Linked DNA regions of Homo sapiens: regions 2 and 3 are each linked to region 1. Evidence: chromatin contacts called from ENCODE Hi-C or POLR2A ChIA-PET data. All regions are on one chromosome and are shown on one strand. Each heading gives the region's core, a stretch centred on a gene start or an enhancer-like site at or near the end of the contact. The rest is flanking DNA. Distances are from core to core; before and after follow the strand shown.

Region 1 (2,700 bases), core at 110-2,609:
CCTTTGTAGAGATTGGTGACGGCGGTGGCTGCGTTTTGGAAGGGGACCCAGAGAGAAAGTCCTGGCTGCTGACACACTCGGTCTGAAAAGCAAGCCAAAAAAAAAAAAAACCAAAAAGAAAAAAGAAACACACATAGAAAGAGAAAGAAAGAGAACAAGAATGTTATTTGCGCGTCAATCACTCCGGAACGGCCATATTAGGTTTCGCCATTTTGTTCAGGGGTTTCGGGATCCCAAACCCAGTGTGAGGACCGGGGGGGCAGGGAGGTCGCGGCGGGGAAAAGGGGATGCCGCAGAGCTCAGGGGCACAGATCAGGGACGAGCCGCGGCGCAGGGAAGCGCCCCCCCTGGCAGTCCCCGCCCCGAGGCCGGCTCAGGGCACAATGGGGCCGCCCCGCCGTCTCCCTTCGCCATTTTGTGACGGGGGCTCCTCCTCTCCCGTCTCCGGGCCGAGGGGGACACCGGGTGGCCGGGCCCGGAGAGCGGGGACCCTCGGACCACCCCAAAGCGGGGCTACCCCCACGCCGGCTCTGGCCTGTCCCCCCAACCCCGGGCCTCCCTCCCGCGGCGCCATCTTGCGGGGAGGGGGCGGCAGGGCCGCGGAGCCACCGGCCGGGATCCCCGAGGCCGCCGCCGTCGCGGCCCCCCGAAGCGGCCGCTGAGCCGATAGGGCCGGGGCCGGGCCCGGGCGGGGGCGGCCAAGCGGTACCAAGATGGCGGCGGCGGCCTCACCTTTGTAGAGCTGGGCCACGGCGGTGGCCGAGTTCTGGAAGAGGTGCCACAGCTTCTGCTGCTTGTGCTCGGGCTGCGCGGCGGCCGCCGCCTCCTCCTGCAGCTCGGGGGGCAGCTGCTCGTCCTGTTCGGCCTCGGCCAGGCACTGCCGCTCCCACTTGGAGAACCAGTGCTCGGGCCCGTGCTCCTGGATCTCGGCCTCGCCCTCCTCCTTCCGCTCCTCCATCCTCCGCGGCCTCCCGCGGCCTCGCCGCCACCGCCGCCGCGTCCTCCTCAGGCGGGGCCCCCGCGGGAGCGTCGTCGTCAAGCGGCCCGGCGGCAGGGCCTGGCGACCGACGGCGCCTTCTCCTTTCAGCGGCCCAGGCCTCCTGCACCCCGACGGCCGGCGAGCCCCGCCCCGCGGCCCCGTGCAACCAGGGACGACCCCCGCCCCAGGCCTTCCCACCCCCGGGCCCGGCCGAAGGTCGCCGCGGACCAGATAACCGCTGCCGCCCCTCGCCTCGGCCGCCGCAGCCTGTCTAACGCCCCCCCATGGCGCTGCGGCCTCCCCACTGCCGCCGCCGCCGCTGATCGCCGAGCCCTCCGCGCAGCTCGGCCTGCACCGCGGAGCCCACCCCAAGACTGAGCAACGTCGTCGTCGTCGCCACCGCCGAGGACGGCTCTGCGGCTGCTGGTCCCCGCCCTACCCCGCCCACATGCTGACAGGAGAAGCACCGCCCACTGGGCCCAAGCTACCCTGCCCGGTTGAGGCGTGGCCGCTCCAAGGGCCCCTATTAGTCGGATCCGGCCGGTTCCGCGTGGCGGCTTCTGAGCACAGCGTCGTGATTGGTTCTTCGGCCTGTCTGCCTGACGTAACCAATTGGCTGGGGGAAGGGAGTGAATGTCAGGAAGGATGAAGGAGGAGGAGGGGGAGGAGCTGACAGTGGTTGCGTCCGAGCCAAGGGGGCGGGTGGGGGGTGGAGGGGAAGAGCTAGAAGGGATGCGCATGCGCACTTGCTCGCTGCTCCCCCCCCCGCTCAGGGGCGTTGAGTGGGGATCACGTGACGAGGCCCAGCGACCGCACCCCGCGGGAGCTTTTCCGGCGTGTACAGGCCCTGGGGGGATGCAAAGTCGAGTGCGGCTCCTGTGCCGCGGGCACTGAGAGGTATAGTGGGTGGTAGCGTGCTTACTCCAGCCCCTGGGGCTCCCAAAGGGAGGAGGGTAGTAGAGAAAGTGAATAAAACGCCCAACTCGTGTCCAAGTTTGCAAAGCGCTTTCCTATTCTTTTGAGTACTCCCCCTTTTTTTTTTTTTTTTTTGAGACGGGGTCTTGCTACGTTGTCGAGGTCTAGACTGCTGGCCTCAGGCGATCTTCCAGCCTCCCAGGGCGCTGGGATTACAGGCTTGAGCCACCGCGCCCGGCCCAGAGTCCCATTTCTTAGACGGGCAAATCGACCATCACAGCCAAAGAAAAACTTCCGAGTTGCGAAGTCGGCTCAGTTGCCCCTGCGCCCTGGCGTCCCCCGAGGACGTCGCGCCTTCCGGGTGGACAGGACCTCGGCGGCCGCCCGCGGAGCCAAGGATAACCCGACGGCCGACGGTGCCCGGTGCCCGCACGCGTGCGTCTGCGCCTTTGCGCGCGCGGCGGCCCCCGCACCTGTCCCGAAAAGCACACTCCCAGGCCACGTGCATGCCCCGCGTCACGTACCGGCCCCTGCCTTCCCCGGCCCGAACCCGCGTGGCGGTGCCGAGCGCTGCGCCCGCCCCTACTCCCCCCGCAGTGCGCGATAGCTGGACGCCCCTGCGGCTGCGCGCCCCCCTCCCCTGTCGGGGCTTTCTCCAGGGTCTGAGGCCCCGGAGAAGGCAGCAACGCAGACAGGCGGTGACCGCACAGAGGCAAAACCCACCATCCCCACCTACATGCCCACGGGAGGCACCATCCGGCCTGGAGCGGCGGAGGGCGCCGGCCAGAGGCAGCGTCGCCCGCAGC
Region 2 (2,700 bases), core at 55-2,554, 2.2 Mb before region 1:
TTTTTTTTTTTAACCACAAAGCTACCATCCACACATGCTGAAGCACGACACCCAGGACAAAGGGAGGTGTGTTGAAGCGCTAATCCCCTCCCTTTCTTTAATCCGAACTTCGGGGGAAAATAATGGTGAAACAATTGGTGTGTATTTTACATTTTGCCCTCTTCTCAGATGAACACATTCAGAAATAGTTTGGGCTTCCTCTTCTAGTTCTATTTATTTTTAAATTTAATTATTTGTTTATCTTTCACTCTTTTTGTTTGTTTGTTTGTTTTTTAAAGACAGGGTCTTTCTGTCACCCAGGCTGGAGTGCAATGGTGCAATCATAGCTCACTGCAGCCTTGAACTCCTGGGCTCCAGTGATCCTTCCACCTCAAGCTCCTGAGTATCTGGGACTACAGGCACACGCCACCATGCCTAGCTAATTTTTTAAAAATTTTTTTGTAGAGATGGGGTCTTGCTGTGTTGCCCAGACTGGTCTCAAACTCCTGAGCTTAAGTGATCCTCCCACCTCAGCCTCACAAAGAGCTGGGATTATAGCTGTGAGCCGCTGTGCCTGGCCTATTTTATTTTTTGTAACCCAGGCTAGAGTGCACTTGTGTGATCAAAGCTTACTGCAGCCTCAAACTCATGGGCTCAAGCAATCTTCCCACCTCAGCTTCCCTAGTAGCTAGGGAGTACGCTCAGCTATGTTTTGTATTTTGTGTAGAGATTGGGTTTCATCATGCTGCCCAGGCTGGGCTTGAACTGGGCTCAAGTGATCCTCCCGCCTCAGCCTCATGAGTAGCTGGGATTATAGGCGCACAACACCTTGCCTGGCTTTTATTTTTTATTCTAATTTTATTAAAACAGGACTCATAACTATTCATGTTTTCTACATCCTTTTTGAGAGCCTCCTACATCGATACACTGAGCACAAACACCTGCTGCAAATGCCTCGACTGCTACACTGGAAAGATGGGGCTTTTCACCCCTTTTCCAGATGGGGAAACCAAGGCCCCAGCCTGAAGTGAGTTTGTGTCTGGAGGTTTCAGGGAGGGGCCCAGGATTTGTGGCTGGGGGGCCTGGGCAAGCGAGTCCAGGCCGTGGGGCTGCAGCTGAGAAGTAGAGCATGGTGACTGGGTAAGTGGCTGTTTGTTGCCAGGGCTGTGCCCACGGCGTGGCAGTCTTGGGCTCTGCAGACATTCCCCGGGGAGGGCACATGCAAGAAGCTGGCTGTGCCTCTGCCATGAGCCTCACGTGCCCCTCTCCCCTGCCCAGGCGGCAGGCAGTGGCTTTGGGCCCCTCCTCCCCGTCAGAGCGGCTAGCTGCACAGCCAGACCGCAGACCAGGCGGGGGAAAGTGCAAATGAACCCCAGCTGGCAGCTGAGTTTCTCTTTCCCGTCAAGCAAGTGCCTTATCGTACCGATGCAAGGCGAAGAAGGAGGTGGTGGTGTCGGGGGAGTCTGCAGGGAAGGGGGGAGCCACTGGTGCTGTTTTTATTTTCTTAAGGAATAATGTTTACACGTGAAAGTGCATAAACTATGTTGACTTTAAGTGTCCAGCTTGATCATTTTTTATACCTATATAGTCACCACTCAAATCAGGATCAAGGGCACCCTCAGCCTCCAGAAGGTTCCCTGGAGCCCCTTCCCAGTACACAAGCGACCCCCGGCCCCACTAGCAGAGGTAACCACTGCTGTGCCATCTATAAATAGCAGTGAGATTTGCCTGTTCTTAAACTGTACATAAACCAATCAGTCACTTGGGATGCGTCCCTTCTTGTCTGGTTTGTTTCACACAACACAACACGTGCGAGAGCGGTGCATGACGTGGTGTGTGCAATGGTTTGCAATGTTTTATTGGGGAGCAGTGTCCCATTGTATGGAGGTACCTCAATTTGTTTATCCATTCTCACTGTTGATGGATATTTGGGACGTTTCCCAGTTTGGGATTATTAGGAGCAGAGCTCCTATGAATATCTGTGCACAGATCTTGATGGGCACATGCTTTCTTTGCTCTTGGGTAAATACCTGAGAGTGGGACTGCTGGGTCTCAGCGTAGGTGAATGTTTAACTTTATAAGAAACTGCCCATGGTTTTCCTGCCTGGCTGCCAGAGCTGCTTTAGGAGCTCAGAGGTGTGACTGGTACAACTGCTTGGGGGACCCCAATCCACATCAGAGCAAACCTACAAAACACATCTATGGGCCACATTAAACATAGACTTTAGGTGTACAGCTACTTTTCAGAGAGGCTTTTCTAATTTTACTTTTTGAAGTTATTTGGCCCTGGACCGCTCTGCTGTGTGGGCCTGCTGGAATTTCCTGGCAATGGTATTTGGGTAGTCTGACAACAGACAGCGGAACCCTCAAAGTGTTTTTCATTTCCAGTGAGATTTTTATGAATAACGTAGTCCTTCCCCTTCCTCTGAGGCTTTGTGAACTCCTATTCACACCTCAAAACCCCACTCCAAGACCCACGCCTCCCCAAGTGACAGTTCATTTTCTATATTTATTTGTGTAATTATTTGTTTACTGTAGGCCTCCCCTTTGATGAGGAGCCCCCTGGGAGTGTCAGGCTCTCTGCTGTCCCCCCAGCACCAGCACAAGGCTTGGTGAATACTTGGGACATTTAAGATTTGCCAAATAAATGAAAGACCCAGGTTCTGAGTGCAGCCCCTCAGAGCCTCTCACCCCCACCCTGGACTCCTCCACAGAGGGGAA
Region 3 (2,700 bases), core at 182-2,681, 2.6 Mb before region 1:
AGCCTAATACACTGGATGTTTGCTCCCTTTTTATAGATTCCCTTTGGTTTTTAGAAAGTTGAGTCCTTTTGGGGACCCACTCACATGACTTTGACAGTATCTTCTCTCCAGGGGAAAGTGTCTGCAGCATCATTTAGGGAGTTCCCTGGCTCGCATGTATGACGTTTGCTGTTTTAATTTCCTGCCTCCCTTTTGCGATTCAGCTTGTCATGTTTCTCTAGGAGAGTGTTTCCTTCATATCTATTGAATCATTCCCTTGGTTTTTGCTTTGTATCTCAAAGAATTTTTGCGGGAGTACTTCTGTGGTAGTAGGGTCTTGTCACATCATGCACTAAAAACAGAATGTGACTCACCCTTTTCTACTGCTGACTGAGTTGTGATGAGGCTTTTTCTTTCTAAGAAGTGTTTAAATTACCACATAGTCCAGGAATCACGGACAGTAACACTAACACTTTCATCTGTGTGGGCCAGGAGTTGGGCATGTAGTTTAATGACGTATAATTTTTGAATTCCAAGCATAGTTTGAAAAAATATGAAAATCTTAGCACCCAGCACATGCCTTTTAATGAAGAAGTTCTCAGCAGCTGGCAGAAATGCATCTGTGTAGAGAGACACAGGCGGAACAGGTGGCAGGGTGGGGCGTCATCTGGAGGCCTGCGTCTGGGCTGAGTGACCTTCGTTCTTAGGCTGCCTGGTGTGGGAAACGTGAAGATGTGCGCATTTCTCCGGCCCCATGCTGGGCACTTGCTGCAGGCCCTTACCCTTGTCGTTTCTAAATATCGAACATAAGAAGACTGTCCACTTCTCTTTTAATGTAAGGATGTTGGTAAACCAAAGCTTTATGGCTTTGGAATGGAATTTTTCTCATTTCCTAAAAATAAATGGTAGAAGTAAAGTATGCTCATCATGAGCTGGTCCCAAGCGAGTGTTTGGTTTAGCCAGAAGGTAAATGGGCAAGCAGCGTGAGCTGACAGCTTGCAAAAGAGGAAATGAAAAAGGCTGTTGGATAACATGTAGTAAGACCTTTTTCATTGTCCACCTGCTTATGCTATTTTTAGTGAAAAGAATATGAAATTGTATATTTACTGTGATAAAATATAAACTTGTGCATGTGCTAGGTGGAGATGTTCACAGAGGGGAAAATGTTGAGGTGTTAACATTGATGACTTCAGAGGAGTGAGATTGCAAGTGATTTGAAGGTGCTGCTTGTATGTTTTTACATCCCTTGCAAATTGTCTACAAAGAGCATGTCTTGATTTATAAAAATCATGAAGGAAAAAAATGCAAGAGCCTGTCCTTGGGAGGAAGAGGAAGGGGTGGGGCCTTGAGGGAGACATAGCCTTCCTGTGCAGAGGCATCTTGGAGCCACTTGCTCCACCGAGCAGGTGCTCCTCCAGCCAGCACTTGCGTCAGACTCTGTGTGACATTGCAAAATATAGGTGCTCTGGCCTGGCCCTGGGCCAGGGTGATGAGGGGGAGATGGGTGCTCCTGTCCACCAAGAGACTCTGATGTGTCCCAGGGGAAGAATCACAGTTTTTTAGAGGTGTGCCCTGCCACTCCCTCAGGGTTAGAGGAGAGTTGCATAGACATGGGGACCTCTTCCCACCATAGTTTCACATGACTGCTTTCCTGGAAGTAGACTGTTGACATTCTCTGTCCCTGCTACTTTCACAAAGTGTGGCAGTATTTTAGTGTGCCCATTAGGGACATTGATGGAGAGTGCACCAAGACCTCTTAGTTAGCAGATAGCATGCTCACGGATGTCACTGTCCTGTAAATGTCTGGAGGTAGACATCCTGAGGGATCTTGGCAGCTTTTTCTGGGAAGTAATTCACGTTTACTCTGCCTTACAAGACCAGGCTTGTGCCGCAGAACGTGGGGGCAGGTCCAGCGTCTGGTATTCTTCCATGGGCCCACTTGACAGGGCCACGATGTGTTTTCAGTTGTTGTGGGGTTTTTTGGTTTTCTGTTTTTGAGACAAGGTCTGACTCTGTTGCCCAGGCTGGAGTGCAGTGGTGCAATTACGGCTCACTGCAGTCTTGAACTCCTGGACTCAAGTGATCCTCCCACCTCAGGCTCCTAAGTAGCTGGATCTACAGGTGTGTGCCACCTTGCCTGGCTAATTTTTTTATCTTACTTTTTATACAGATGAGGCCTTACTATATTGTCCAGGCTGGTCTCAAACTCCTGGCCTCAAGCGATCCTCCCACCTCAGCCTCCCAAAGCACTGGGATTACAGGCACACAGCACCACACCCAGCTTTGTCATTTGAATGGCTGGGCCCCACTTGAAGAAAGCTTATATGTTAAGAAAACTAAGCTTTAAAGGAGGGGATGGTTGAATGTTTACCCCAAAATTATAAAACAATTTACGGCCGGGTCCAGTGGCCCTGGGCAGCCAGGCTCTGGAGTCCCTGCTGTTGACTTCCATTCTGTTAACACCTGAGGGAGACAAACTCGGCTGCCGGCCCACCTCATACCTAAGTGCATAAAGCTGGTAGTTTTGATCAATTGCAGCCAGGCTGTACAGGCACAGGTAAATAGATATGTGAGAGAAACATCATCAGACGATTAAATGACAAGTTCTGAAGAGGAATTTTCTAGATCTCTAGATCAGGACCTGGAACAAAGCTGTAGGGAAAACCCCTTTCTATGTCACCTTCCTTCCTTATTCTGTGCTCTCAGGGCTGGGCAGCCTGA

Evidence for each region. Hi-C counts contacts between places; a loop is a spot of excess contacts on that map. ChIA-PET counts read pairs that join two places held with the same protein, here RNA polymerase II (POLR2A). Pooled maps may share reads with other maps.
Region 2: a pooled map shows a loop between it and region 1 (2.5-fold over the local background). The contact joins the enhancer-like site here to the promoter of HAPSTR1 in region 1. A Hi-C loop is called at or near these places in 2 of 50 pooled maps. POLR2A ChIA-PET finds 5 or more read pairs at or near these places in 2 of 52 experiments (IMR-90 and activated T-cell).
Region 3: a loop to region 1 is called in a map of gastrocnemius medialis, with 4 times the contacts of the local background. The contact joins the enhancer-like site here to the promoter of HAPSTR1 in region 1. A Hi-C loop is called at or near these places in 1 of 168 maps with a recorded cell type or tissue (gastrocnemius medialis) and 2 of 50 pooled maps. POLR2A ChIA-PET finds 5 or more read pairs at or near these places in 1 of 52 experiments (Panc1).

The regions. Positions count from the first base shown.
Region 1 is chr16:9,090,303-9,093,002 of GRCh38, reverse strand. HAPSTR1 (HUWE1 associated protein modifying stress responses) reads right to left here and starts at 1,359. Exons shown (of 4, transcript NM_014117.3): 1 at 733-1,359; 2 at 2-82. The coding sequence starts at 958. RefSeq lists enhancers at 1-59, 2,329-2,700 and silencers at 210-709, 920-1,259, 1,430-1,499, 2,288-2,418.
Region 2 is chr16:11,296,340-11,299,039 of GRCh38, reverse strand. The region is part of intron 1 of LOC105371082 (a long non-coding RNA gene); the gene reads right to left. Among named protein-coding and RNA genes, the nearest start is that of MIR548H2, 8.8 kb to the left of the region's middle. RefSeq lists enhancers at 60-109, 563-1,246, 1,378-1,557. Within about 2 kb of position 1,304, at least 19 of the 41 ENCODE cell types and tissues checked have a DNase peak (open chromatin) inside an H3K27ac peak, as active enhancers do.
Region 3 is chr16:11,680,447-11,683,146 of GRCh38, reverse strand. All of the region lies in intron 11 of TXNDC11 (thioredoxin domain containing 11), which reads left to right. Among named protein-coding and RNA genes, the nearest start is that of SNN, 13 kb to the right of the region's middle. RefSeq lists an enhancer at 1,572-1,928. Within about 2 kb of position 1,431, at least 17 of the 41 ENCODE cell types and tissues checked have a DNase peak (open chromatin) inside an H3K27ac peak, as active enhancers do; they include gastrocnemius medialis, where a contact is called at or near this core.